2 separate regions of the Homo sapiens genome follow, and region 2 is linked to region 1. A link is a loop called in an ENCODE intact Hi-C map of the cell type or tissue named here. Cell type or tissue: endothelial cell of umbilical vein. All regions are shown on one strand. Each heading gives the region's core, and the rest is flanking DNA. Links, peaks and the distances in the headings are about the cores only.

Region 1 (15,984 bases), core at 5,422-13,421:
AAGGACCCAGAAGGCGGCAGCGGTGGAGGTGAGTGCCCCTCAGGCTGCCAGGGATGGAACCCGGGGGTTCTGAGGAGGCCAAGTCCAGAGCGATGGGCATGAGTGAGGGTGGAGACAACCCAAGGGGAGGGAGCCTCCTGGCCCAGGCACCCAGGCAGATGGGGTCCCTCATTAAGAAGGGACAGGTGTGGGACACAGGGCCAGGGAGTGGGAGGAAGGGTGGCCTCCGTCAAGTAGAGGTGTCTGACAGACGGATGTGAGGACAGCCTGAGCTAGAGACAAAGCCCTGGAAATACTCGAGTAGATGAACTGCTGTTTAATGACCTGTCCATTGGAGGCATTTCGTGGTTCTTCAAAGGTAAGCTTCCATCTTTATCACTTGTATCACAGGCTCTCACCAAACGCAACTTCCCTTCTTGCAGATGCAGTGGGACCTTGATTTCTCACGAGGTGTCAGCTTTTTTGTGGAAGGTCTTGTTGAAGTGGAGATGTCCATTAACCTAACCCACCATAACACATCTTTTCCACACCTTTGATTTTCCGGTCCCACCGCCTCCCTTCATTCCTCTTTCATCCTCTTCTCTCCAAATGCAGCTGCCCTGTTTGCACCCTCAGCTACCTGTTCAAGTCTTTCCAAACAAGCATGAGGTTACGCACCTTGGGCAGCACGACAGGTTGCTACATCAACTATTTTTATCATCCTCTTTCTGCCATAGGAAGCTGGAGCAATCTAGTCTTCGGGCCTGGGCCCTCCTGGGTTTTGGTGAAGAGCCATCCTCCGTGGGTGGCAATTGGTTTGCCTGGGTTGGCTTCCTCCAAGAAAAGCCAGAGGGCTGGAATCATTCAGACCTCCTGAATCCACAGTGAGTTGACTCTCACAAATGAGTGAGCTCATGTAAAGCACCCTCATCTGTAACATTCTACCATCTCCCCCAATCGCCAAGGAATGCAGGTCCTGAGCATCCCGCCTGGGGCTCGGGCTCTAAAACAATAAACTGCAATGCTGGGAAGTTGTGCGCTGTGCCCAGTTGCTCCGGTTATTTCAGGACATTTTCCTGCTCACAGGCCTGATTGCCAGTACGTTTCCGTAGGGGCACCCGGTTGTCCGTCAACTCAACTTGTTTACTCTGACAAGTTTCATGTACAGGCAGAATGTGATTGGGAAAGACGTCTTCATGTCATTGAATACCGAGACTCTTCTAATTTTTATAACAGATTACACAGAGAACAAGATGCATAAGTATATGAAAATATTATTCACAAAATCAAAGATATTTCAACAGCTAGAGACGTTCAAATTTCCCCAGGATTTGGTTCAAAGAGATTGATCATTGACATTCAGGGGAAGCTGCATAAAGGCCATCCCTGATCAGGGAAAGTAGCAGAATGAGGTTGGTGTTGCACTGAATTAGGCTGATTGGGTCCCATGGATGTATTTTTCCTGTGGGCCAAATTTGTATTCTCTGTGAAGTAAAAAAAACAGGCCCGGGGAAATGAAAATGGCATGGGGAAGATTTAGAGCCTGTCTTACCTTGTTCACATTAAATGTTTTTATTGTAGCAGAGTCCTTGGAGCTTATATTTGTGACACAATTATAGCGTTACAAAAGTTTCAGGGAGGAATACGTCAAGCAATTTGCAAAAGTAAAGGTCCTGTAGTGGAGATAATAAAATACAGAACTTCAGTATACTCTCTTGTGAGCAATCTAATAAAATACAGAACTTCAGTATACTCTCTTGTGAGCAATCTCTGCTGCTGACTAGTGAGTAAAAAGATGAAATGTTGTAATTGGACCTAAAAACCTCAAGCACCAGCTAAGCACGGTGGCTCATGTCTGTAATCCTAGCACTTTGGGAGGCCAAGATGGGAGGATTGCTTGAACTCAGGAATTGGAGACCAGCCTCCAGCATAGCAAGATCCTGTCTCTACTAATATTCAAACAAATTAGCCAGTCGTGGTGGCACATGCCTGTAGTCCCAGCTACTTGCGGGGCGGGGCTGAGGAGGGAGGATCGCTCAAGCCTGGGAAGTCAAGGCTGCAGTAAGCCCTGCATTCCAGCCTGGGTGACAGAGAGAGACCCTGTCTCAAAAGAAAAAGATGTCAACAAAAAAACCTCAAGCACCCACAAATGTACAATTTTATGTGCAAAATGCCTTGTCCACTACCAACTGGTGGGCCTTTCAAAGTCCCATTTATTGGAGCATGAAGTCAAGGATGAAGAAGGCACTGTGGATTAACAAACCAGACACCTAATGGGGCAATGGATAGGAAAATATTTTAATGGGTATTTAGTACTAGGTTCTCTAATAAATAGTCCAGTGACTAGTGGAAAAATCCTTTTATATGTCCTTCATTCCTTTCAAGCAAGGAATTTGCACTCACAAGATTTTTTTAAAGCAGTATATTCTTTCTTTTTTTTTTTTTTCAGTCTCACTCTGTCACCCAGGCTAGAGTGTAGTGGCGTGATCTCAGCCCACTGCAACCTCCACCTCCCAGGTTCAAGCCATTCTCCTGCTTCAGCCTCCCTGGTAGCTGGGCTTACAGGTGCCCACCACCGCACCCCACTAATTTTTGTATTTTTAGTAGAGATGGGGTTTCACCATGTTGACCAGGCTGGTCTCGAACTCCTGACTTCAGGTGATCCACCTGTCTCTAAAGCAATATTTTCTTGATTCATCTCTGTCATCAATAAATAAGTCACTAAGATTTCTAGGGAAGCAAAATTAATAGATAGAATCTGAAAATCTAAGAAATCACATGGAGTTTGTTCTTTCTCCCAAAGATTTTTTTTTTTTTTTTTTTTTTTTTTTTTTGAGACAGAGTCTTGCTGTGTCGCCCAGGCTGGAGTGCAGTGGCATGATCTTGGCTCACTGCAAGCTCCGCCTCCCGGGTTCACACCATTCTCCCGCCTCAGCTTCCCGAGTAGCTGGGACTACAGGCACCCACCACCATGCCCGGCTAATTTTTTGTATTTTTAGTAGACACAGGGTTTCACTGTGTTAGCCAGGATGGTCTCAATCTCCTGACCTTGTGATCCGCCCACCTTGGCCTCCCAAAGTGCTGGGATTACAAGCATGAACCACCATGCCCGGCCCCCCAGACCTCTTTTTAACAATGGACCATCTCATTTCACTCCACTGGGAGGTAATAGGGTAGTGTGATTGTGAGTGTGACTTCAGAATCAGACCAGCATGGGTTCTAATCCTGGCTCTGCCACCCTCAAGTTACTTTCTCTTCCCCTAAGTCCTTTCAGCTGAAAAGTGGGAAATGCAGATGCCCACTGCACAGAATAACGGCAGGAATTTTTAAATAATGTAATGAGTGGTTCTTGCATTTGTTTCTTAGAATCGTAAAGTCTGGTCAGGGTGTGTCAGGGGTTACCATGTGGCTGGAACTGGCTCTCCACAGTTTCTTCCACTGACACAGATCTGCATGCCTCTGACCTGTGTATACTGGGGTTCCACGGAGGAGCTCATTGTATGACAGGCCTGTGCTGCTGGAAGTGGACAACGATAACGACTGGTTAACACCATGAGAAGGTGGCCCCTGGCCATTTCTACCTCTGCACGACTGTAACTCTTAAAGGGTCTTCCTTATACTGAGCAGAAATCCATGTCTCAGAAACTTTTACTGATTCCTGGCTCTAGTTCTGCCCTCTCCATTAACAGAGTAACATCCATCTTTCAGCAGTCCTTCCAAGTTAACGTTTCACAGCCCCATCCACCACAGGAGAAGCTGGGGCCACTCCTCCATTAGTTTTTTTGTTTGTTTGTTTGTATTGAGATGGAGTCTTGCTCTGTCTCCCAGGCTGGAGTGCAATGGCTCAATCTCAGCTCACTGCAACCTCCGCCTCCCTGGTTCAAGCCATTCTCCTGCCTCAGCCCCCCAAGTAGCTGGGATTACAGGTGCCCGCCACCACACCCAGCTAATTTTTGTATTTTTAGGAGAGACGGGGTTTCACCATGTTGGCTGGTTATTTGGCCATAGAAACAAGTGACCATCAGAACCAGTTTAAAACCCATTCTCCTTGATCAACGAGGATTTCACATCAGCAGCCAAGGGCAGGCAATCCGCAAGTCTTAAGTAACCACACTGACGCAGGCAAATGCCAACCAATCCCTAAATGCTCTGGGCACTGAAATCCCTGAACTTCATGCTTTCCAAGGCCCTGTGTGAGATCAGCTCTTCCCTTTGCTCAGAGACTGTCTCCTGCTTAGCAAGCAAGGAAGTCGGCATTCTGTTCCAAATGGGGAAGGGTAGGCTCTGCCTTTGATGGGAGGCACACAACTTAGATTGTAAGGAATAAGCAGGGTACCACCAGAAAATGACATGCTGCCAAAGAAATTGAATCAGGAGGGCTGACGGTGAGCCATTATGGGGTGAGACAGAGGGACTGGTGCTACTTTAGATGAGCTACCCAGAAAAGGCCAATGAAGACACAACTTTTGAGATAAGACATGAGCAATGAGGAAATCCATACTGAGACATTCAATGAAAGTCACGGGCTGGGCAGGTTTTGAGATGGAAAAAGCACCTCAAACCTCAAAATGAGAAATTGCAAGCTCAGAAAAATAAAACTCTAGTCCAGCAGAACCTGCTAAAGTAGGGGCCACGGCCTCAGAGAGGGGACAGGTGGTGACCATGCATGAAATCCCTGAGTTTCCAGATTCTCTGAAGCTCTTAAACTGAGACCTGGCGGGAAGGGGATGTCACCTGGGGGCCAGGCAGCAATTCTGAAATAGTAACACATAGATTTCTGCAAAATGCCATTAATAAGCCAGACTTACCATCTGTGTGGGTTCTATATCCAGCAACAATAAAAATAACAGGATCCCCAGACACCATTCTTGCTTGTAGGTGCATTATTTGCTAAGTACTTTTTAAAGCTAAAATGTTGCAGCTGTCTCTTCTCCAAAGACGTGCATGGAGATTGATGTGACAGGTGTGGCCTGCCACGCTCTGTTTAGGGGCAGCTGTAGATTAACTGCAAGTCCTGTTTGGTTGCTGATGACGTGACCTTTGCCAAGTCACCTAGCCTTTCTGCACTTCGGCTCTATCTGAAAAGCGATGGGGATAGAACATCTGTTCTACCTACATCAGGGAGTCGCAGAGGAGATGAAGAAGAAAGCTTTGAAAATTGGAAGTGCCTCAAAATATGAGATCAATACTATGTTTCTGGAAAAATGTTACATTTAAAGTACATATTTGTAGACCGAATGACACTGTACACACTTCCTTAGTTGACGGCCAGAGTCTCCTGTATTTGTGACACGCATCTCTACTAAGACTGCTCTTTCCCTAACACTGTCCTCGGCAATGCTGAGTGGGTGGGCTCCGGACTCTTGGTTCATGTGCTTCCTGCTGGAATTCCTTTCCTTTCTACATATCCAGATTCTACAACACAACCAGTTCAAGCTCTGCCTCTTTCCTGAAGCCGCCTCATAGCTCTACTTTTTATTTTTAATTGAAAAACAATTGTATATATTTATGGGGTACAATATGTTCTGATACATGTTCTACATTGTGGAATGATTAAATCAAGCTACTGAGCAAATCCATCACTTCACGTACTTATTTTTGTGTGTGGTGAAAACAACTGAAATCTACAACTTTGGAATACACAATGCATTTATGATGGTAGCTGTTCGTTCAATAGATCACTAGATCTTACTCCTCCTAAGTGAAACTTTGTACCCATTGGTGCAGCACTCCCCTTTGTTCATCCTCCTCCTTTCCTATCCTCTGATAATCACCACTCTACTCTACTTCTGAGTTCAGCTTTTTTTAGATTCTACATGTAAGTGAAATGATTGGATATTTGTTTCTGTGCCTGGCTTATTTCACATAGTGATGGACACCTAGGTTGCCTCCCTGTCTGGGCTATTGTGAACAGTGTTTTAATGGGAGTGCAGCTGTCTCTCCAGCACACTGATTTCGATTCCTCTGGATATATAGCCAGAAGTGGGATTGCCGGATCATATGGCAATTCTATTTTTAGTCTTTTTAGGAGCCTCCATATTGTCTTCTAGAATGGCTGTAATAATTCGCCTTTGCAACAGCAGTGCAAAGGGGCTCCCTTTTCTCCATACCATTCTCACAGGTGTGATGAATTCTGATAGTTTTCCAGGTGTTTCTTTTAGGTTTTCTTGGTAGCAACCACATTAGCTTCAAGGTTACTGAACACGAGATAAATGACTGTAGAACCCATGAGTGCCTGCAGGAAGAAATGATGTTCAAGAACCACTTTATCTACATTTCTATACCTCCAGCTTTCCTCCTTTTGCTCAAGATGTGACTATGGCTTGATCCCTGTCCTGATCTTCTGGACCTGTGCCTCACCCCATCCACTCACTCACTGGACAGGGCTGGCATGTATTGGGTCCTGGGGTTCAGCAGGGAATGGGTCATACAAGGCTCCTGCCTCCTGAGTCAGCATTCTAGGGGCAGGAGGGCTTGCCACGCTCTGTGGTTGTAGGGGTAGCTGTAGATTAACTGCAAGATCTGTTTGGTTGCTGATGACGCGACCTTGACAAGTCACTTAGCCTTTCTGCACTTCAGCTCTACTGAAAAGCGATGGGGACAGAACAGCTGTTCTACCTACATCAGGGAGTTGCAGGAGAAAGCTTTGAAAATTGGAAGTACCTCCAAATATGAGATCAGTGCTTTGTTTCTGGGAAAATGCCACACCAGACAATAATCAAGTGAACAAGAAAAACAGCAGACAGTGGGGAGAGCCAGGCAAGGCTTATGGTTGGGCAACACAAGAGCAACAAGGAGGGCCCTTCCCTGGGGGGTGGGCTGTGGTGAGAGGAGGCCTGTAAGGACATGGCATTGAAGCAGACGTCTGTTCTACCTACATCAGGGAGTCACAGAGGAGATGAAGAAGAAAGCTTTGAAAATTGGAAGTACCTCAAAATATGAGATCAGTACTGTGTTTCTGGAAAAATGTTACGTTTAAGGCACATATTTGTAGACTGAATGACACTGTTCAAACTTCCTTAGTTGACGGCCAGAGTCTCCCATATTTGGATACGCATCTCTGCTGAGACTGCTCTTTCTCTAACACTGCCCTCAGCTCTACTGAAAAGCGATGGGGATAGAACATCTGTTCTACCTACAACAGGGAGTTGCAGAAGAAAGCTTTCACAATTGGAAGTCCTCCAAATATGAGATCAGTGCTTTGTTTCCGGAAAAATGCCACACCAGACAATAATCAAGTGAACAAGAAAAACAGCAGATAGTGAGAAGAGTGAGCAATGCAGGTATCAGGGGGAAGCACGCCAGACAGAAACAACAATGCAGAAAAAGTTCCTGAATCGAAACAGAACTTGGTATACTTAGAGAACACACTAGACAAAAGGGAGAGTAGGAACGAGAGATGTGACATTTGTCAGGTCCTGTGATTTCCCACTCAGGAACATGGCACGTCTCTTTCGTTCAGGTCTTTCGTGATGACTGCCGGCAAAGTTTGGCATTTTCTTTTTGAGATGGAGTCTTGCTCTGTGGCCAGGCTGGAGTACAGTGGTGTGATATTGGCTCACTGCAACCTCTGCCTCCTGGGTCCAAGTAATTCACCTGCCTCAGCCTCCCAAGTAGCTGGGATTACAGGTGTGCACCACCATGCTCAGCTAACTTTTTGTATTTTTAATAGAGATGGGGTTTCACCATGTTGGTCGGGCTGGCCTCGAACTCCTGACCTCAAGTGATCTGCCCACCTTGGCCTCCCAAAGTGCTGGGATTACAGGTGTGAGCCACTGCGCCCGGCCGGCATTTTCTCTATTTAGGAATTGCACCTGTGTCGGTTTCCTAGGGCTGCCATAACAAATTTCCACATGCTGGATGGCTCACAACAACAGAAATTTATTCTGTCACTGTTTTGGGGGCTGGAAGTCCAAAATCAAGGTGCCAGCAGGGCCATATGCTCTGGAAACTCCAGAGAAGGATTCTTCCTTGCCTCTTCCAGCTTCTGCTGGCCCTGGCCAACCTTGGCGTTCCTTGGCTTGCGGCTGCATCATTCCAACCTTTGCCTTCACCTCCACAGCGTGTTGTCCCTGTGTCTGCCGACTCCCCTCTCCTTACAGGGATTTAGGCCCACCCTAGTCCAATATGACCTCGTCTTAACTAATTACATCTGCAAAGACCTTATTTCCAAATAAGGTCATATCTGTACATTTCAGGTGGAAATGAATTTTTAGAGGGCACTACTCAATCCAGCATAGCATGTTTCTAGATGGGTTTCTCCCTAATCAGTGGCAGTGAAAGACCATGTAGCATAGTGATGAGAAATAAGCTCTGGATTGGGCCAAGTGCAGTGGCTCATGCCTGTAATCCCAGCCTTCCGGGAGGCCAGGGCAGGAGGATCACTTGAGTCCAGTTCAAGACCAGCCTGGGCAACACAGTGAGATCCTGCCTCTAAAAAAAACTCTGGTATCAGGCTTTCTGGCTCTACCACTTACTGACCAGGGTTTTCACCTCTCCAAGCCTAATAAGCACCTTCATCCGGAATAATAGTAGCTACCTCATGCAATTGTTATGGGGATTAAATGAATTAACAAATGTTGAGTGCTTAAACTGTGCAGGACACACTGTAAGCATTTAATAAATGTTTTTGTTCTTTGACATAATTTGCTCCTATTTTGTGGTTTGGGTTTTTTTCTTAAGAGACAAGGTCTTGCTCTGTCACCCAGGCTAGAGTGCAGTGATGCCATCACAGCTCTTTGCAGTCCCAAACTCCTGGGCTCAAAGTGATCCTCCTGCCTCAGCCTCCTGAGTAGCTGAGACTACAGGCATGTGCAGCAAAATAGCAACACTTTGTTGCTATTTTTGAATGGCATCTCCATTATATTCTCTAATTGATTGCTGCTGGTAAATTAGAAAACTCAATTTTTGTGTACTAATCTTGTAACTATAATCTTACTGAATTCTTATAATTTTCCAGTTGTTTCTCCTAGATTTTCTTGGTAGCAATCACATTAGCTTCAAGGTACTAAAAAAATACTGAACACAAGATAAATGACTATATAACCCACAAGTGCCTGCAGGAAGAAATGATGTTCAAGAACCGCTCTGTCTACATTTTTATTACCAAAGACAGGTTCAGAGATTCCACCTCATGCCCATGCTAGGATGAAGATGTGTTTAGGATGAAAATGTGTCTGTTTTCATTGATCCAGCCCAAACACAGCTTTTGAGAGCAGGGGTCCGGGTTTTTCATCTTGACACAGTCTCATTGTGTATGATGCATGGTAGATTACCGGTACTCAGGATTTGGACTAACCTCAGGAACACATTATCTGTTACAACTTACCGATGGTTCACCCCAGAAGTGTGGCGAGAACTGGTCTTTCTTTTCCTATGTGTAACCTCTGAAGTACATGTGGCCCTTCTCTCCACCTTGTGGCCGTCCAGGCGGGAACCGTGCTGCCTGTCACACCCACTCCTTGAGCACCAGAACTAACTAAATTCTGTGGCAGTTTCCCATTGGTCTTCAAATCTGTGTTCCTCAGCAATGCCTGTGAGGCCTGGGCTGATCAGCTCTTCTCCAACCACATCTCCATCCATCTTCCCTTCTCCCCATCTCTTCCACGGAGACGTCCACTCAAAAGGTCATGTCCATCAAGCTGCCACCTCCTAGTTACTATCATAACCACTCAATTTCCCTCCTGACACTTACCAAGATCCTTTTTACACGCTAACTTATTTGACCATCTGCTCCACTAGAACATCCCCCAAGAAAGCCATATCCATCCCCAACATGAATTAGACAGTGTCCAGCTCAATATTTGTTGAAGGAATTACGTCAGTATAAAACAAGTACACATTTTCTAGATAATATTCTAGAACAGGAATTTTGTTTCGAGTTTTGCTTACACGTAAGGGGCCGTGGCTCAGCACAGGATGCTGCACAAGCTAGGGAAGGAGCTACCCAGCATTCTGGGCTCTGGGTGCCTCACTCTCGGTTTTTCCACATCCTGTATTTGTTGTTTTTCAAAGATTGCAGGGGTGACTAAACCTCTTATTAGTCTCGAGGTTGCTCCTGCAAAACCCAGCATAACCATAACGGGATATTAGGGACGGAAAGGCTCTGGAAGTCACACATTTCTCTGTTTTAAAGATGAAGTGACTCAGAATTGATCACAGCCATGGGACCTGCCAGACCACATGCCTGCTGCATTGCACCAAGGCCTGGTCCTGGGGGGTCCTGCCCCTGCAGAGTCATCATTACCACGCGCTGCCCCCTAGTGCTGGTGTCTGCACGGGAGGAGGTGCAAAATCCTTCTCTTCCGAGGTTGGCTTCCTGAGCTTTGGTCAGCAGGTCTAAGGAAGCATTGCTGGAGCTCACAGAAATGAAGCAGCATCCTCTTCAGGACAGAGGCACTTGGCAGTGGATTCACACACCCACTTCCACTGTTTCGAGATTTCCAGGATCCACCAATGCAGACAAGAACTCACAAACCAGGTCCAGGAATGGCCAACTAGAGGCCACGCTGAGCATTCAGCTGTACTTGGGAGAGCTGGGGAAGAAGGGACAGCAGCGGAAAACTGGGTACCCAGGTCCTGTAAGACCTGCTGCTTCTACCCATGGCCACCCTTCTTTAGGAGAGGACCTGGAGAACACAACCGACTTCCCCTCGTCCTGGGTTTTCTGTCACCGTTAGGCTTGCACTTGGCTTTTACTATGTCCACCCTTGCTACATTTAGAGGAGCGTCCAACAATTGTGGCTGAATGGCTGAGCAGAGTGTGCTCAGAAACAGACTAAGACAGGTGATGAAAACAAGAGTCTCCCTCACAGCCAAGGTCACTGAGAGGTCCAGAGAGGTCAAATAATTTGTCCAAGGTCACAGAGCAAGTTAATCTTTTGGACTGAGACTAAAACCCAAGGTTCCATGACAAAAAAATCAATACCGATGTTAACATCTTATGCATAAATTCTCGCTACATTTAATATTTCTATCCCAAACTATATTTTGTAATGCCATTCTTTTATCCCTTATTTGAAATAACTTATTTATATGAACAAAAATTCTTAAAAGGAAAGCCCCCCACTGAAACCAAGTCCCTTAAAGGACACTGGAAAGTTTATTGAGACCTGTAGAATCTGAACATCATTAAGTCAGACATCATGTTTGAGTTCACTTCTTACTGTAACAGGTTCTGCAGAACTCTTTTCACAAAAACCTATGAAGGACAGATACAGTTGCCAGGCCAAGTCCTCACCCAGCTGCTGTGCCCAGCTCAGACCTGCCACAGTGCACAGAGACAGCAGCTGCCAGATTAAGAAGCTCATTTTGAGGTTGATCACTGCTGAGAAGAGTGACAGACAGGACCTTTAGCCCCTTCACATATGCAAACTTAGTAAGAAAATCTAACAGGAAAACAGGCAGGGAGCCTGCTGACTTGGAGGTACGAACTCCAGCCCCACCACTGTGACTGCAAGCACTCCTGGGCATCTCCCCAGCCCTGTTTGGGTGCAACAGCTCTAGCAGGGCGCTGCATTCAATAACAGCAAGTCAGCACCTTAACCAAGCTGTTTGCAGGCCTTGGCTTGAAATCCATGCAGCTAAAGACATAACACCCTGGGAGGGTGAGGCAGGAGGAGCACTTGAAGCTGGGAGTTGAAGACCGGCATGGGCAACACAGCAAGACCCCATTTCTATAGAAAATTTAAAAATTAGCCTGGCCAGGAGCAGTGGCTCACGCCTGTAATCCCAGCACTTTGGGAGGCTGAGGCCGGCGGATCACTTGAGGTCAGGAGTTTGAGGCCAGCCCGGCAAACATGGTGAAACCCCATCTCTATGAAAAATACAAAAATTAGTCAGGTGTGGTGGTGTGTGCCTGCAGTTCCAGATACTTGGGAGGCTGAGACAGGAGAATCAGTTGAACCTGTGAGGCAGAGGTTGCAGTGAGCTGAGATTGCACCACCGCACTTCCAGCCTGGGCGACAGAGTGAGACTCCATCTCAAAAAAAAAAAAACAAGTAAATTAGGTGGGCATGGTGGCACAGGCCCATCGTCCCAGGGAGGCTGAGGCGGGAGGATCACTTGAGCCCAGGAGTTGGAGGCTACAGTGAGCTATGATTGTGCCACTGCACACCAGGCAGAGTGACAAAGTGAGACTCTGTTTAAAAATATATATATATTTAAAAATAAATATATATATAAAACCCAAGTTAAGTATCCTGTTCCTGTCTCAGTGCAAGAGCATGTTTCTTGTTTCCTTCTCTTTTTCAACAAGGGTAGGACCTCATCATGGCTGACTTTTCAGAAGATAATGTCTTTAAGACCCACCCAAGATGCTGACTCCAATGACATCAAGGGAGATAAAGTGGTTTCAGACAAAATGGGGTATCAATATGAAAGTGACATGTTCTATTAGGTCTCTATTGTGCAACTTCTCAATTGCTGGAGTAGCTCTCATACTTTTGTGAGTCGCTCAAGAACACAGGGCCAATACCACTTTCTACCACTGCTCTTGCAAAGAACTGGTTCACTCAGCATCCATAAAACCTGTTGAATTTTATCTCAATATACTAACTCAAAAAACACAGCAGGAAGGCAGGCACTACTTTGTTCTATGTATATATTTATTTAACATTTATTAAATACCTACAATAACCAAGAATCATGTTTTATTTTTAAAAAATTTCAAATCTGGGCCAGGGGCAGTGGCTCACGCCTGTAATCTCAGCACTTTGGGAGGCTGAGGGGGGTGGATCACTTGAGGTCAGGAGTTTGAGACCAGCCTGGCCAACGTGGTGAAACTCTGTCTCTACTAAAACTACAAAAATCAGCTGGGCATGGTGGTGGGTGCCTGTGATCCTAGCTACTCGGGAGGCTGAGGCAGAATTGCTTGAATCCGGGAAGTGGGGGTTGCAGTGAGCCCAGATCGCACCATTGCACACCAGCCTGGGTGACAAGAGCGAGACTCCATCTCAAAAAAAGAAAAAAAAAAATTCAAATCTGTAAAATATGGCCCCAGGTGAGAAGTTACCAAAAGCAGCAGGAAAAGTTTAAATCATTCACTCCCCAAATTTTGCTTTCAGCTTAGCTTAAAGGAAACCCCAGGATGGAGATGGCTCTGCCCAAGCCCGAGAGCAGGCAGACAGGAAAGCCAGCCCAGAAGAGGAGGCAGGTACAGGTGCCCACACCTCTGGCCTCACCTCATGCATGAAGGCACATCCCGATCTTGGCAGGATTTCTCATCTGCCCTCCAATTTGGTTTTAAACTCCTGACTTCTTCTTTCCCTTTTTCTAGTTAAAAAAAAAAAAATAAGAAAAGTAAAACAAATCAAAAAGATTCATCGGGATATATATTTATTGTCCCAATGACTTTATTTGTTGTTTAAATCAAATATAAAATTAAAGTAACAAATTGTGTCGTTTCCTTCATCCTTAATGACAAAAACTTTCCATTCAAAAACTACACTAAGACAATGTGTTCCTCAATAGTAATCCAGCTTTAATTGTAGAGCATTAATTCGCCTTACAAACAAATTACAGTCACTACGATTTATCAGTAAGTACTGTACTGGTTTTGTGTTTTCTTTTGGCAAACTTTGAACAAATCAGAGAAGAAAACATAACTATTCATCATCATGTAGAAAAAGAAAAGAAAATGAACCTCAAGTATCTACCTATGTGTCAAGTGATTCATCCTGCCAGTAAAACTAAAATCTACACTTACAGCGGAGTTTTAAACATCCTTAGTGCAAGAAACATAACCAATTAATACAGATCAACACTAATTAATGAATATGGAAAATTTTCCTATACAGAGGTAGAATCCAGGGCACAGGCTAAAACAGTATTCAGTAGTCTAAACAAGACTTGAGTCTGGTTTTATGGAATCCACTTTAAATTTTAGGTATCAGACTGTATGTACATACATACAATAAATAGACTATACAATTTTTTTAAAGTAGTTTAATAAACTCCACAAAATAATAGCAGATGCATTGAAATATTTACATAATTCGATTTTCAAATCTCTCATTCAAATAAAAGGGATAAAAATAAAATTTCTGCCTTTACGGCAGCAGAACCTCTTTCCTGAAATGGATTGGTAAAATAAGATACTTCACTGGAGAGGAACTAATTTATGTTTAAGAGGTATTCATATTCAGCTAAGAAAATACAACCCTTTTTCAGCTATATAGATTAGGGAATATAAAATGATATTTTCTACATTTTTTGACCTGTATTCAAAGTTCTAAATTCAACTTTGACTTGAAGAGAGAAGGTGATTTTGGTACCCATACAGAGTAGATCATCACAATTACAATGGAAAGATAATTAACGTTTTATATGCTGTTTATTTGCTTTTGAAAGTTTGGGTCAGAAAGGCTGTGATAATAATTCTGGCCCAAACAGGTATGCTTATACCTGACACAAATTTCACTAAAACCTAACACTTTTGGCTTGGAGTTCTTGGGATTTCGACTTTCTGAGTCCCTTCCATTTCCAAAGCATGTTTCATTGAGAGCAGGCAATGTTTGGGGATCAGGTGTATGATTCAAGACTAATTAAGATGCCAAAGTTTTCCAAGCTCACATGGGAAGAAGGTGAAACACAGACCTGCTGCTGCCACTGGCCTCCCAGAGACTTGAAAAGGGAAACAACTCAGAAACCTGTCACTGTGACCTAAGAAAATATGCAAAAACCCAAAGCATTACATATGCAAGTGACTCACACTCTTAGATTTCATATCAAATTCACTATTTGATATTCTATCATCAACTTTCATTTTACTTGATATAAAAGATTCTTATTGAGTCCATAAGGAAATCAGGGATCGTCAGAAAATGAAAAAGTATGGTCATAATTAATGAAGCATAAACCTTCACAGTTTGAATTTTGTAGAACTTCTCTAAGCACCCACAATGAAAATGCAAGTTGAGTTTTTTTTAATTCAATCATTCTGTGAAAAATACCTCAGTAAATAGTAACATTTTTCCCTTCAATGATCTTCCCACTGGAATACCCAACCCACCCTTGTTTTTTTTCTTTTTCTTTTAGATTTTTTAAAAATTTTATACAAATAGACTAACTTTGATTTAAAGTAAACATATAAAAATTGAGAAGAATATTGCTTGCAACAATGGACTTGGAAGGAGAGGAATGGATTAGGCAGGGGTACAAAGAAATGGCTCCTACTCGGTAGTTCCAGGCACATGCCCAGCACTCTGCAGAACTCTCACAGGGACACCCTCTGCTGCACCGTGTCCTTCAGCCCACAAAGTCTGACTGATTTTGTAACAACAACTTCAGGTCAGGAAAAAAACAAATGCAAGAAAATCGGAAGGCACAAGCACCCATGTGATCTAGAATGTTCTTGGGGTGAGGAATAAGGAGGGAAAGGGATACTTTTGGTTCAGCACTACAGTCAATTTCGCCATTGTTGAAGAAAAACGGTATAAAATAAGGGTGTACAGAAATGGAACAAGCACAGCCCACTGGTGAGGAAGAAAGCTCAGAAGACAGCGCGCAGAAATAGTGCAGAGAGAAATGACCAGTACTATTTATTTGGAAGTCTGCGCCATGGTGGGTACAAACTACATCCCCTGCTCTGTGGGACCAAAATCAAAACAGGGCAAAAACAAATGAACAAAAATACCCCCATCCCAAAAAAGCAGCAGAAGGAATGCAAGAAGTCTTACAGGACACACTGGCCCAGCCCTGGGTGCAGCCAGCTCTGCATCCACCGCTGCGCTCGCCAACTTCAGCTACCGCCCCCATGGGGACTCCAGAGGGCCGGGCTGCTTAACCATTTTCCCTGCCTCTCCACGACTTCCCTTTCCCTTTATTTCCTCCTCCAGGATTCGAGTCCACTTCCTCCACGAAGGAAGTGCTGTTGCTGACAGTGGGGAGAGCGAGCTGGGATCTCCAGGGCACTGACGCTTCCTCCAAGCCTTGCTGCATGGGCGCTCATCCAGGCAGCTTGACGGAGCTATGCGTAAAAAAAGAAAAGGAAAGAAAAAACAAAAA
Region 2 (15,984 bases), core at 5,010-13,009, 1.3 Mb before region 1:
AAGCTGGACGGAGAATGACTTTGACGAGTTGAGAGAGGAAGGCTTCAGAAGATCAGACTACTCCGAGCTAAAGGAGGAAGTTCGAACCAACGGCAAAGAAGTTAAAATCTTTGAAAAAAAATTAGACGAATGGAAAACTAGAATAATCAATGCAGAGAAGTCCTTAAAGGATCTGATGGAGCTGAAAACCATGGCACAAGAAATACCTGACGAACGCACAAGCCTCAGTAACCGATGTGATCAACTGGAAGAAAGGGTATCAGCGATGGAAGACGAAATGAATGAAATGAAGAATGAAGAGAAGATTAGAGAAAAAAGAATAAAAAGAACAAAGCCTCCAAGAAATATGGGACTATGTGAACAGACCAAATCTACATCTGATTGGTGTACCTGAAAGTGACGGGGAGAATGGAACCAAGTTGGAAAACACTCTGCAGGATATTATCCAGGAGAACTTCCCCAATCTAGCAAGGCAGGCCAACATTCACATTCAGGAAATACAGAGAATGCCACAAAGATACTCCTCGAGAAGAGCAACTCCAAGACACATAATTGTCAGATTCACCAAAGTTGAAATGAAGGAAAAAATGTTAAGGGAAGCCAGAGAGAAAGGTCAGGTTGCCCACAAAGGGAAGCCCATCAGACTAACAGTTGATGTCTCGGCAGAAACTCTACAAGCCAGAAGAGAGTGGGGGCCAATATTCAACATTTTTAAAGAAAAGAATTTTCAATCCAGAATTTCACATCCAGGAAAGCTAAGCTTCATAAGTGAAGGAGAAATAAAATACTTTACAGACAAGCCAATGCTGAGAGATTCTGTCACTAACAGGCCTGCCCTAAAAGAGCTCCTGAAGGAAGCACTAAATGTGGAAAGGAACAACCAGTTCCAGCCACTGCAAAAACATGCCAAATTGTAAAGACCATCAAGACTAGGAAGAAACTGCATCAACTAATGAGCAAAATAACCAGCTAGCATCATAATGACAGGATCAAATTCACACATAACAATACTAACCTGAAATGTAAATGGGCTAAATGCTCCAATTAAAAGGCACAGACTGGCAAATTGGATAAAGAGTCAAGACCCATCAGTGTGCTGTATTCAGGAAACCCATCTCACATGCAGAGACACACATAGGCTCAAAATAAAGGGATGGAGGAAGATATACCAAGCAAATGGAAAACAAAAAAAGGCAGAGGTTGAAATCCTAGTCTCAGATAAAACAGACTTTAATCCAACAAAGATCAAAAGAGACAAAGAAGGCCATTACATAATGGTAAAGGTATCAATTCAACAAGAAGAGCTAGCCCAATACAGGAGCACCAAGATTCATAAAGCAAGTCCTTAGAGACCTACAAAGAGACTTAGACTCCCACACAATAATAATGGGAGACTTTAACACCACACTGTCAAAATTAGACAGATCAATGAGACAGAAAGTTAACAAGGATAACAAGAACTCAACTCTGCACCAAGTGGACCTAATAGACGTCTACAGAACTCTCCACCCCAAATCAACAGAATATACATTCTTTTCAGCACCACACCTCACCTATTCCAAAATTGACCACATAGTTGGAAGTAAAGCACTCCTCAGCAAATGTAAAAGAACAGAAATTATAACAAACTGTCTCTCAGACCACAGTGCAAACAAACTAGAACTCAGGATTAAGAAACTCACTCAAAACCACTCAACTACATGGAAACTGAACAACCTGCTCCTGAATGACTACTGGGTACATAATGAAATGAAGGCAGAAATAAAGATGTTCTTTGAAACCAATGAGAACAAAGACACAACATACCAGAATCTCTGGGACACATTCAAAGCAGTGTGCAGAGGGAAATTTATAGCACTAAATGCCCAGAAGAGAAAGCAGGAAAGATCTAAAATTGACATCCTAAGATCACAATTAAAAGAACTAGAAAAGGAAGAGCAAACACATTCAAAAGCTAGCAGAAGGCAAGAAATAACTAAAATCAGAGCAGAACAGAAGGAGATAGAGACACAAAAAACCCTTCAAGAAATCAATGAATCCAGGAGCTGGTTTTTTGAAAAGATCAACAAAATCGATAGACCGCTAGCAAGACTAATAAAGAAGAAAAGAGAGAAGAATCAAATAGACGCAATAAAAAATGACAAAGGGGATATCACCACCGATCCCACAGAAATACAAACTACCATCAGAGAATACTATAAACATCACTATGCAAATATACTAGAAAATCTAGAAGAAATGGATAAATTCCTTGACACTTACACTCTCCCAAGACTAAACCAGGAAGAAATTGAATCTCTGAATAGACCAATAACAGGCTCTGAAATTGAGGCAAAAATTAATAGCTTACCAACCAAAAAAGTCCAGGACCAGATGGATTCACAGCCAAATTCTACCAGAGGTACAAGGAGGAGCTGGTACCATTCCTTCTGAAACTATTCCAATCAATAGAAAAAGAGGGAATCCTCCCTAACTCATTTTATGAGGCCAGCATCATCCTGATACCAAAGCCTGGCAGAGACAAAACTAAAAAGAGAGAATTTTAGACCAATATCCTTGATGAACATTGATGCAAAAATCCTCAGTAAAATACTGGCAAACCAAATCCAGCAACACATCAAAAAGCTTATCCACCATGTTCAATTTGGTTTCATCCCTGGGATGCAAGGCTGGCTCAACATTCAAAAATCAATAAACGTAATCCAGCATATAAACAGAACCAAAAACAAAAACCACATGATTATCTCAATAGATGCAGAAAAGGCCTTTGACAAAATTCAAAAACCCTTCATGCTAAAAACTCTCAATAAATTAGGTATTGATGGGACGTATCTCAAAATAATAAGAGTTATCTATGACAAACCAACAGCCAATACCATACTGAATGGTCAAAAACTGGAAGCATTCCCTTTGAAAACTGCCACAAGACAGGGATGCCCTTTTGCACCACTCCTATTCAACTTAGTGTTGGAAGTTCTGGCCAGGGCAATCAGGCAGGAGAAGGGAATAAATGGCATTCAATTAGGAAAAGAGGAAGTCAAATTGTCCGTTTGCAGATGACATGAATGTATATCTAGAAAACCCCATCGTCTCAGCCCAAAATCTCCTTAAGCTTATAAGCAACTTCAGCAAAGTCTCAGGACACAAAATCAATGTGCAAGAATCACGAGCATTCTTATACACCAATAACAGACAAACAGAGAGCCAAATCATGAGTGAAATCCCATTCACAATTGCTTCAAAGAGAATAAAATACCTAGGAATCCAACTTACAAGGGATGTGAAGGACCTCTTCAAGGAGAACTACAAACCACTGCTCAATGAAATAAAAGAGGATACAAACAAATGGAGGAACATTCCATGCTTATGGATAGGAAGAATCAATATCGCGAAAATGGCCATACTGCCCAAGGTAATTTATAGATTCAATGCCATCCCCATCAAGATACCAATGACTTTCTTCACAGAATTGGAAAAAAACTACTTTAAAATTCATATGGAACCAAAAAAGAGCCCGCATTGCCAAGTCAATCCTAAGCCAAAAGAACAAAGCTGGAGGCATCATGCTACCTGACTTCAAACTATACTACCAGGCTACAGTAACCAAAACAGCATGGTACTGGTACTAAAACAGAGATATAGACCAATGGAACAGAACAGAGCCCTCACAAATAATGCCACATATCTACAACTATCTGTTCTTTGACAAACCTGACAAAAACAAGCAATGGGGAAACGATTCCCTATTTAATAAATAGTGCTGGGAAAACTGGCTAGCCATATGTAGAAAGCTGAAACTGGATCCCTTCCTTACACCTTATGCAAAAATTAATTCATGATGGATTAAAGACTTACATATTAGACCTAAAACCATAAAAACCCTAGAAGAAAACCTAGGCAATACCATTCAGGACATAGGCATGGGCAAGGACTTCATGTCTAAAACACCAAAAGCAATGGCAACAAAAGCCAAAATTGACAAATGGGATCTAATTAAACTAAAGAGCTTCTGCACAGCAAAAGAAACTACCATCAGAATGAACAGGCAACCTACAGAATGGGAGAAAATTTTTGCAACCTACTCATCTGACAAAGGGCTAATATCCAGAATCTACAATGAACTCAAACAAATGTACAAGAAAAAAACAAACAACCCCATCAAAAATTGGGCAAAGGATATGAACAGACAGTTATCAAAAGAAGACATTTATGCAGCCAAAAAAACACATGAAAAAATGCTTGTCATCACTGGCCATTCGAGAAATGCAAATTAAAACCACAATGAGATACCATCTCACACCAGTTAGAATGGTGATCATTAAAAACTCAGGAAACAACAGGTGCTAGAGACTATGTGGAGAAACAGGAACACTTTTACACTGTTGGTGGGACTATAAACTAGTTCAACTATTGTGGAAGTCAGTGTGGCGATTCCTCAGGGATCTAGAACTAGAAATACCATTTGACCCAGCCATCCCATTACTGGGTACATACCCAAAGGATTATAAATCATGCTGCTATAAAGACACATGCACACGTATGTTTATTGCAGCACTATTCACAATAGCAAAGACTTGGAACCAACCCAATGTCCAACAACGATAGACTGGATTAAGAAAATGTGGCACATATACACCATGGAATAGTAGGCAACCATAAAAAAGGATGAGTTCATGTCCTTTGTAGGGACATGGATGAAGCTGGAAACCATCGTTCTCAGCAAATTATCGCAAGGAGAAAAAACCAAACACCGCATGTTCTCACTCATAGGTGGGAATTGAACAATGAGAACACATGGATATAGGAAGGGGAACATCACACACAGGGGACTTTGTGGGGTGGGGGGAGGGGGGAGGGATAGCATTAGGAGATATACCTAATGCTAAATGACCAGTTAATGGGTTCAGCACACCAACATGGCACATGTATACATATGTAACAAACCTGCACGTTGTGCACATGTACCCTAAAACTTAAAGTTTAATAATAATTAAAAAAACTTAAAAAAATTCTGCTTAGTAACTAATTTAATCAAATATTTTACTCCTAAGTTTTATTTTTTTTCCATTTCATACTTTTCTATATTTGGGTACTCTAGAAGTTTGCAATCTGTGAAAACTAAAGATTCCTCATGTGAAATGGTAAGAATTTCTTTGTTTATTCATCATTTTATATTGTTCATGTTTTTTCACCTATTTTTATATTTCAAAGTCTCTTTTTGTACTTTGGAAAGGCCTTGTGTCTTATCATTATAGATAAAGGAAATAGTCACAATATATGAAAAAAATATAAATTCAGTATTCTAATTTTCTAAAAGTATGTTTTTATGGTTGATATATTGGCATTGTATGTTTTTGTACAATAAGCATAATTCAGAGTGAGGAAATACATCTGGAAGGAGTCATGAGTTCCAACTATGATTATCTCTGCATAGTGAACATGAGGGATTTTTAACTTTTCAATAATAGTCTGTTTTCCATATTTTCTGCAATAATCATGTATTATCAAAAATAATATTTGTTTTAAAACTAAAAATAATAACTAGAAATAAATATATTCACACATATAAATGTGTTTACATTTAAAGGTATAAGGAAGTATGTAGCATGTAAACATGTGTATGAACATATAAATAGAAATACAGATGTGTAGACATAGATCTTTGCTGCACTCTCTGCCAGCCTACTTTGGTGTTTTTTCATGCAGGTGATTAGAAAACATAAAATATACATATTCTTATGAAGGAATAAATTTGGATATTTGGTAAAATTATATATATTTATATATAAATACATATATTTAAAATAAATTTATAAATATACATATATATGTATAAAATAAACATTACCCAAAACTCAATGAAAATACCACACGTACTACAAACTGATGCACTTGCATGCGTATTAGGGGCCATCGGTCCCCTGTGGCCTTCATGCCACCTACTAGCAGCCTAGGGAACACTTAAGCCAGCAGGAGTCCTTTCCTGCCAGGTCCATGTCACTGGTCATAGATGGGAAACACCTGGCCATTGCCCTTTAACGAGAGACAGTCCAAGGGCCATCACCCTCCATTGGGAAAAATGGCCAGTTTCCCAGAACTTGTGTATCAGGTTAGCTGGGCTTCTTTCGAGCACTTCAGGTGGGGGCAATACAATTAGTTTGGTGAGAAGAGAAGTGGCTTTCCATGGAGAGAAAGAAGTGTCTGAGCCCTCAGGATGCACTGGGAGCAGAGAAAGCAGGTGAGGTAAAATGGCACAGGATGGAGGGGCAGGCAGGCCAGAGTGAGACTGCACTGAGTGCCCTCGAGAGCATTTGGGGACTAAGAGCAGCAGCATGACTTCCCTCAAACACTGAGGGAAGCGATGGCCCTGACGCCCAAAGTCAAATTCACAGCTGCATCTTCCCACTGGGCCAATCAACACTGGGTGGGGCCTCAGCTTTGGGAATCACTGATCTGGAGGAACAGGGAGCCCCAGGCTGTTGGTCTGGAGTGTTTCACACATTCAGGGTCCCAGCTAAGACATAGCGAGAAATAGATATATCCACATTCAGAAACGTGTTTGTTAAAGATATAAGGGCATATTTAACATATGTGAATATATGTATCAGCATATAAATAAATTAAGATGTATATATATATACATGTATATATTTATACAGGAAACTGGGTAGGGCTTTCTGCCTGTCCATGGTGGTGTTTCTCCACTCAGGCAAGAAGAAAATCTATCTCCCTATCTATCTATCTATCTATCTATCTATCCACACATACATAAATATATACATATTCATATAAATCAGTGAATGTAAATATTCTGTATAATCTGTATTTATATATAGAAAAACATGTATGAACAAATATATAAATATAGGAATATATGTATAAGTCTCTATGTATAAAATAAACATAACCCAAACATGTTACCCCAAATCCACACAGATGCACTTGCACTTATATGAGAAGCCACTGGGCCCCCTTACCACAGACTGGCAGTGGAGTGAAACAAAGAGGCCCAAAGTCTCCTTTCCTGCCAGTTCTGTGTGAGCCTCCACAAATGACAAACACCTGAACATGGCCCTTTGATCAGATCCCGCCCAAGGGCCATCGTCCTCTAGTGGGAAAGCTGCCCACTTATCCAGAAGCTGTCACTCAGGACAGGGACTCCTTTTTTGATAGTTGAGGTGGGGACATAGAGAGGCATCCCGGTTTGGGGGCGTGGAGAAGAGGCTTTCCAGGAGGATGAAAACAGGCTAGGTCTGAACACACAGGAGGAACTCGGCGCAGCATGAGTCTGGGTGCAGTAAGGGTGCTGCGGGCCTGAGGGTCAGCAAGGCCAGAACAGGATGGCTCTGAATGCTCCTCAGAGCATTCGGGGACCAGGAAAGTGGCCCCCAATTTATTCTGAAGACTACACAGACCTGCATGAGCCTGTTATGGCAGGCTCCAGCTGCATCTCGAGAAACCAGGGCAGACTCAGAGAACACTTGGATTAAAGACACCTGGGAGGGAGGCTGAGATGGGTAGATCACTTGAGGTCGGGAGTTCAAGACCAGCCTGGCCAACATGGGGAAACCCCGTCTCTACTAAAAATACAAAAAAATTAGCCGGGTGTTGTGGCAGGCACCTGTGATCCCAGCTACTAGGGAGGCTGAGGCAGGAAAATCGCTTGAACCTGGAAGGCGGAGGTTGCAGTGAGCCAAGATCGTGCCACTGCACTCTGGCCTGGGCAACAGAATGAGACTCCATATGAAAAAAAAAAAAAAAAGACACCTGAGAACCCACAGGCTTGAGGCTTCTTCTAAAACTTTGAGAATCATGGAAACGGGTCTGGCTTGACAAAGCTTTCTTGTCCACAGTGTAGGTGGTAGATGAGGAAAACCAGGTCAGAGGCAGATGCTGGACATGGCCATCCCCAGGGGATGGATGATGCCTTTCAAAGAACTCGGCCCCAGCTTGTGGGTGAGGCAGGTGTGTCCCAGGAGGCTGAACTATGAGTGCAAAAGTGGAGAGTCCACCGGGATCCCTGAGGTTCCAAGCCTGGCATCTGGCCTTGGGTGCCAGCAGCAGTGCTAGCTTTCTGCACAGACTTTGGTTCGCCAAATCTAGGCTGAAAAATGTATTGTCTTACACCCAAAAGAAAGCCCCATCTCTTCTGTCCTTTGAAGCTCAGGGAGGTAGCAACCAGATGGAACAGAGGTGCCTTTCCACTCTTCCAGGGGATAGACAATCAGTGGGGCTCAGTGTGTGGAAACTGCTTCTCTGGAGAAATGAAGCAGTGGGGTCTGCAGGTCTGGAGTGCTTCACACATACAGGGCACCAGTTAAGGCATAACTCGAAAAAACACATACACAAATCCATGTCTATATTTTTAATATATGAAGAAATTGATAATCTATATAAATATATGCATCAACATATAAATAAATAAAAATTAAAACATAGATATTTATACATGGAACTTTTAAGAGCTGTTTCCCTTTGTGGTGGTATGCCTCCAGGCAGGAACAAGAAAGCCTACATATGTAAATTAATACATAAAAATATGTATTACTTAATAAACTTATATAATCACATAGATTTATATATAAATATGCATGTGTGTACATATATTCAGATATGTATGTATGTATACTCATATATAAATCATAAACCCTCAAGCATGTGGGTATACACACACACACGTATAAACTAAACATAACCCAAAAATCTCACACAAAGACACACACACCCCCACACACAAATGCACGTACTTTTACACTCCTGGCCATTGGGCAATGCTGCCACCTACTGGCATGGAGCCAAAAAGCCACATTACGTGACCCCTTTGCAGATGGTAAACACCCAGCCTTCCTTTTGAAGCAGGGCTAGTCCAAAGGCCATCATCCTCTAACTTAAAAGCTGTCCACATCGCCAGAAGCTGTCAATCAGCATAGGTGCTCTTGTTTTGGATACCTTAGGTGGTTGCATTCAAGGGTGTCCTTCACGGCTGACTGAACTACGCAGGAGCAGGTGAGGTTTTCACAGCACAGCTGCATCTTCCCAGTCCACCAGAGCAACCACACTCAGTGGGGGCTCAGGGATTTGGAATCTCTACTATTAGGGAACAGTGTGGGGCACACTGTGAGCCTGGAGTGTTTCACACATAGAATACACAAGCAAAGATATAACCAGAAATAAATATACACACAAATACGAATATTTAAAATGTATCATGAAATATGTGACATGTGAATATATGCATCAACATAGAAAGAATTAAAAACTGATATACAGGTTTTTATACATACAGTATCGTAGTGCTTTTTACCAGACTGTGGTGCTGTTTCTCTATGCAAAAGAGTAAAAACCATCTACACACAAACACACACACACACATACATATGGAAACTATAACATTATACCCAAAATATACTTCTTTGACATATTTTGAGATAGCCTTTCAGAGGGCCTGCAATCAGAAGGAGCCCTACAAAGTTGTCTTTTGCAGGTGAGATTCGCAACTTTATAGAAAAGCCGCATTGATAGAGTCATAATTGAAGCTCTAAGGCCCTCCCTTTTCTGGATGTAAGAAAGATGAACTGAGAATCTGACACATTTAGAGGTCTGAGAAAAAAAAATTACCAACTCTTTCTCTGAGGGCTACCACCTGTGAGGATTCTTGTAAATAACAAGACCACCTTTCCTAGCCGGGCCTTTCTGTCTCCTCTGATAACTGGTTTTGCCACCATCCCCTGTTTTGCCACTATCCATGCCCCTATTCTTTGTGTTACCTGAAGATGTCATAAAACATCAACCCTTTGCTTCTCTTTGAGTTCCTATATTCTGCATATTTCATGTGCACATATTTCAAATGTATATACATTTGCATGCTTTTTCTCTGATTAATCTGCCTTTGGTCAAATGTTACTTTAGAGAAACTCAAGAGGGCAAAGGAGAAGTTTGCCCTTGGCCTGTACAATGTATCTATACCTCAGTAAATATAGATATCATATATACAGACATAGGTGTATAATATATAGGGATAAATATATAGACATATATAAATTTAAATATATAAAATAAACACAACCAGAAAATAAACACACACAAACATAAAAGCAGATGCAAATACATTTACACTAGGGGCCACTAGGCCATCTTACCACCTGCTAACTGTGAAGGGAGACACAAAGATCACAGGAGATTTTTTGTTTTGTTTTGTGGGTTTTTTTTTTTTTTTGAGACGTGGTGTCACTCTGCCACCCAGGCTGGGGTGCAGTGGCATGATCTCGGCTCACTGCAACCTCTGCCTCACAGGTTCAAGCAATTCTCCTGCCTCAGCCTCCCCAGTAGCGGGGATTACAGGCATGGACCACCACGTCCAGATAATTTTTGTATTTTTAGTAGAGATGGGGTTTCTCCATGTTGGCCAGGCTGGTCTCGAACTCCTGACCTCAGGTGATCTGCTTTCCTCGACCTCCCAAAATGCTGGGATTACAGGTGTGAGCCACCGCGCCCGGCCTGACCACAGGAGTTTTACCCCGTCACTTCCATGTGACCCTACACTGATGGCAAACACCAGCCCACCACTGTAACCAGACCCAGCCCAGGTGCCATCACCCTCCAGTGCAAAAGTTGTCCACATCCCCACAACCTGGCAGTCAGGATCGGTGCTCTCCTTTTGAACACCTTAAGTGCTTATGTGGTGCCCCGTTTAAGTGGGTGGAGAAGAGCCTTTGTGCAGAGAGAAAGAAAGTCCAGGTCTGAGCCTTCAACACCTGCTGGGGGCAGTGTGAGTGCGGGAGGAGCACGATGGTAAAAGGCCAGAGGGACAGTGAGGCCAGGGAAGGTCTCTGCTGAGGACCATTGACAGCTTTCAGGAACCAGGAAAATGGGTCAGATTCTGAAGGCTCCTCAATTCTGAGGAAGTTTGTTCCAGCCAGTTTCATCTGGATTGAGAAAATTCTGCAGTTGTTCTTGAGGTGCTTGAGGAGTCAGGTGCATGAAGTTTCTTTCATAAAAATAAAACACATGGAAAACAGGGTTCTGGCTTTCTAGACTCCGAAATTGTTGGCAGGCAATGAAAACCACATCAGAAAAAGTCTCTTGGACACTGCTGACTCAGTGAATGGATAGTGTCTGTCACCATACTAAAGCTTAGCTTGCGCAGTGATGTGATGCTATCATGTCAGATATGAACTGTGCATGCACAAGCTGGGAAGCTACAGAGAGCCCTGAGGCTCTGCGCTAGGGATCTAGTCTTGGCCAGAAGCACTGCTAGCTTCCCAGCTGGCCTCTGCATCCAAAGGCCAGGCTGAAATACATGGACCTACAGAAAGCCTCGTCTTTTCTATTTTTAAAATCTCATGGAGGTACCAACCAGATAGGACTTGAATGGAAAATCACCTGATATTACCCGGTTCCATAGGCTTTTGGCATCTCCATTCATCCCAGAATAGCCAGTCAGCTCTCTCTGCTGTGTCCTAGAGCACCAGGAAACGAATAAATAGTCCTAGAGTGAGACACAAAGGATAAAGCCAAGTATCGGAGGTGAGTGGCAAGGCAGGCAGTGGCTCTTCTGCCTCATCCTCTCTGCGTGAGCATATCGGGAGGAGGTCTGGGTGACAGCAACCATTTGGAGTCTCCTCCCTCCTCACTGGAGAGTAGTAAGACCTGAGGTCTGCAATGACCCTACTGTCCTTGCCTTTGTTGGGGGTCACTCAGCAGCCAACCCCCTATGCTCTGGGTTTTTAGTTCAGATTTTGATGATTCCTGGGGGGTGCTATAGAGTTGTCACGTGCCTTGACAGTAAGTGTATGGAAGCTAGGTTTACTCTGGCAGAAAGAGAAGTACAGGGACTCCTTAGGAGCAAAGCCTCTTCAGAAAAGAAGAATTGAGCTCAGTCATCTCCTTCAGAAGTGCTGGCTCGCTGCTGCTTCTACACCTCACCGTACTGGGGGAATCTTTTGTGCGGCCACCCTGGGTCCTGTCTGCCTGGACGCTCACCCTGCAGATAGCTCTCTGCATTCAGCAGGGTCTGGTCCAGGCCCTCTCATGGAGGCCGGAGACCACTCTACTCTTCTCCACACACTGCAGAATTCTGGGGAGGAGAGGAAGGTGGAACACACATTTTCTTCCTGCTTCTCTAGGTTGCTGGGTCATCTCTCTTCTTCTTTTAGCTACAAACTCACAGTCTACCCCCTTCTTCTTCTTTACAAGTCCCTTGGGTCCTCCAAGGACCAAAGTAAAAAAATGTTTTAAAAATGTGCAGGTTCATTCTACTTCCACCCTGCCACGTAGCTTCCCCGAAGTGACACTGCACAGGTTCTTCCATCTGCTTGTGGGGGAGGAAGTTCCATCTGCTTGTGGAAAATAAAAGACAAACAAGGGATACAATTCAATGTTTAAAAAAATAATATTTAGGAAAATCAATCATAAAGATATTGATTATAAAAGCCCACTATTTTGGTATAAATTTGTCAAATAATCAAAAGAAGAGAATCTCATTTCCAAGAGTTTATTCAAGTGAAAGCTGGGAAAACCCCTTCATCTTGGTAAGTGTAGGAGTGGGAGAAATAGCATGCATAAGTCATTATTTATAGACAGCCATCCACTTCTTAGAATATGGTCACTGTATTCATACAGCACTGTTTTTGAGGCCTACTAATAGTGCTTTATTTGTATGTATGTATGCATATATGTGCACAAATATCTATTTCCTATAAAACATATAGTTAATATAGCTATCTTACATAATGATGAAATTGTGTGTAATCACTATAATATATAGAGAAAAATATACACATCTATAAATGTAAATGTATAAAATAAACACAGCTGGAAAATAAGCACACACAAACAAAAAACAGGTGCAAATACACTTATACTAGGGATCATTGGGCCCTCTTGCCAACCTGCAAATACATTTATATGAAATTGTGTGTAAAATTGTGTGTATGCAATTGTGTGTATATGATATAGATACAGAAATATATATGTATATAAATATAAATGTATACAATAAACACATCCATGTCTCATGCATAAAATCTCCAAGTAAAGGTCATCTAAATTTAGTGTATGTTGCAGAACAGTAAATGTTGCAAATAAGATCTTTGAAAATGTCTTCTATGGCTTCTTGTCAGGGGAATATGCCCAGGATGTGATGATCGGGACTTAAAGTATATACATAATTATTTTCACTAAATATGAAGAAAATCACCAACTGTGTCTGCATCCTTGAGATAAAGCATGAACATGTCCACATACATTTCCACTAAATTTGGCATAATGCAAATTTCTAAAATTAATAAATTGATATAAAGCGCCCTTTTTTTTTTTGAGATGGAGTTTCACTTTTGTTGCCCAGGATGGAGTACAATGGTGCAATCTCTGCTCACTGCAACCTCTGCTTCCTGGGTTCAAGTGATTCTCCTGCCTCAGCCTCCCGAGTAGCTGGGATTACAGTTGCCCACCATCAGGTCAAGGTAACTTTTTGTATTTTTAGTAGAGATGGGGTTTCACCATTTTGGCCAGGCTGGTCTTGAACTCCTGACTTCAGGTGGTCCACCCGCCTTGGCCTCCCAAAGTCCTGGGATTACAGGCTTGAGCCATCGCGCCTGGCCTAAAGTGCTCTTTTGTGTCATTTATCTGATCCCTAATTTTTCTGAGTTTCCCTTCACATATTTTTAATCTATTAAAGTTTTTCCTACTTTGAATTACATTCATATGCTTCTCAGTGTTCTGTTGGATTTCACAAGTCTTTTCTTGTTAATGTAAAATAGTTTCTTAAAAAGGAATCACTACTATTATAGAATGAGTGTTCTGTGTGTCTAAAAATCCTAGTTTCTTCCCGATATTTATTCTCTCATTTTTTGTTAGTTACTAGAGCCCCACATATTCAGTTGATAACATCATCATCCATGTAAATACTACACTTCTTAGCCTCCCTTGTGGCACAGTGTGGCCATGGAACTAAAGTTGGGAAAGTGAGATAGAGGCAGAATTGTCTGTGACTTCCAGGGATTTTCCTTACTGGAGGAGTTATTTTGTTTTTTTTGTTTTTTGTTTTTTGTTTTGTTTTGTTTTTTCCTCCTTTTTCATGATTGCAGCTTGGGATGGAGTTGTGTTTCCTGGAGCTCCAGCAGCCATATGTGACTCTGAGTAAGGGAGCTGTGTCCTGGGCAAAGCTGGGGAGCGCAGAGTTCTTATGGCTCATGAAGCAGAGCTGCCACGCCAAACCTGGATGACCGAGCCTCTGTCTGATTTTACATGAGCAAAAAGTATGCTCACTTGTCTAAGGAACTGTTATTTGGGGGATTTTCTGTCACATTCAGTTGAACCTTATTCTGTGTAATAGAGGCTGTACATAGATCTACTCCATAAACACAGATTATAGAGAAGAATCATGAATGACATAGGCAATGTGGCTTTGCCGTCGTGAATCGGTCAAGATTATTTACTCCATTTTCACTTCTGGGTACCTTGAATGTAGTGTATGACACTTGTTTCTTTTTCTCTTATCACAATTTTAGCTCATTTAATGACTGCTGGGCTAACCATGGCACATTCTTCTTCTGCATGTACCGTACATCTAGGTTCATGTCACTGTGTGATATCAGTGTCATTGTGACAGCCGTAAGAGGATACAGGAGCACCAGTACAACAAAGTCACCTGTTGCGGCTGATGTGAGTATTCCTTTAGGTTTAAATGAACAGGAAAATGGACACATTGGCAACAGGGAGCTCAAAAACAGTCTGTCAAATGAGGTCACAGAAACTATATGCAAATTTAATTTAAAATGCTGAGCTCTGTCCTCAGTTGCATGTGCCTCTGCACAACAGGTTTCTATTTGGGAAGGGCAGTGTAGTTCTTCTCACATTTTTTTGCTTTGTTTTCTCCCAGGCTTCATGTGAAATCAGAAGACCCATGAGAGGGCATCTGGAGACTGGCCCTAAAGTGCTTTTCTCCACAGGAATGTCACGTGGGCACTGCAGCCAGGTGTCCCAGTTGCCTCTGAGGAGGGCTGCGTTCCCATCTTCAGTGAGGCAGAGCTGAGAGAAAGCAGGCAGGGTTCAGAGTTCCTTCACCCACTTGCTTAAGCCATACATTAAAGGTTCAAACTCAAATAAATCTGAGATCTTACAGAAGCATTTAGAACCACGTATAAAGTATGGATCACTTTTAAGTATTTGAGAATGCACACAAACCACATGAAGCTACTTTTGTTAAAAGTATATGTTCTTTGCAGTAGTGGTTAGTAGTATTCTTTTGTGAGGTGGCTTTTTTTTATTTTTTCGAGACAGGGTCTTACTGTGTTACCCAGGCAGAAGTGCAGTGGTACGATCATAGCTCATTGCAGCCTCAAACTCCTGGGCTCAAGCAATCCTCCCAAGTAGCTGAGACTGCAAGGACACGCCACCACATCTGACTATTTACGTATTTATTTTTTGTAGCAACAGGGTCTTACATGTTGCCCAGGCTGGTCTGGAACTCCTGGCCTAAAACAACCCTCCTGCCTCAGGCTCCCAAACTGCTGGGATTACAGGGCTGAGCCACGGTGCTCTGCTAGCATTTTGTTGTTGTTTTAAGCAATCACCGTTTGGATTCTTAGTTCTCTTAACTTTTAGGTTTTTAACAGTTCAATACACCTTCAAGTGTTCCTTGGAATATTTTTTTCTGGTTTAACTATTGGTTCAGGCAATGTCTATGGCCCGTTATAACGCTAAGACTCTCTGATCTGTATCCATTTGGTTAGAGAACGTATGAGTAAAGCAAAGGTCATTCAATGACTTCACTCCAATACCTTTTCCGTAATCTCTAGTTCTAAAGTTTGCCTAATGCTTTTGGGTATTTCACTCTAATAACTTTTCCGTAATCTCTAGTTCTAAAGTTGCCTAATGCTTTTGGGAAAAAGGTGCTTTTGAGACAAATACTTCAGAGTCCCTGCTCTGCTAATGCAGAGCCAGTCTTAATTAATAGTGAAAATGACATTGTTTTGCCTTATT

What was found. Hi-C counts contacts between places; a loop is a spot of excess contacts. Peaks named below come from ENCODE experiments on the same cell type or tissue, not always from the same donor. Only the 100,000 strongest peaks of a DNase experiment are listed, where the experiment ranks them.
Region 2: it touches region 1 in a loop (6-fold over the local background); 3 of 110 quality-filtered maps call a loop at or near these places.

The regions. Positions count from the first base shown.
Region 1 is chr10:35,569,250-35,585,233 of GRCh38, reverse strand. It overlaps CCNY (cyclin Y), which reads right to left. Exons shown (of 10, transcript NM_145012.6): 10 at 12,567-15,984. LOC107984221 (a long non-coding RNA gene) reads right to left here and starts at 3,787. Exons shown (of 3, transcript XR_001747422.2): 1 at 3,382-3,787; 2 at 1,532-1,652; 3 at 1-1,199. In endothelial cell of umbilical vein, for the core only: a CTCF peak has its summit at 10,242 (motif pointing left); DNase peaks (open chromatin) are centred at 7,173 and 10,063; H3K27ac peaks cover 1,655 bases.
Region 2 is chr10:36,881,970-36,897,953 of GRCh38, reverse strand. No RefSeq gene overlaps it. Among named protein-coding and RNA genes, the nearest start is that of ANKRD30A, 240 kb to the left of the region's middle. In endothelial cell of umbilical vein, for the core only: CTCF peaks have their summits at 8,616 and 8,818 (motif pointing left); no DNase peak of the experiment used is centred there.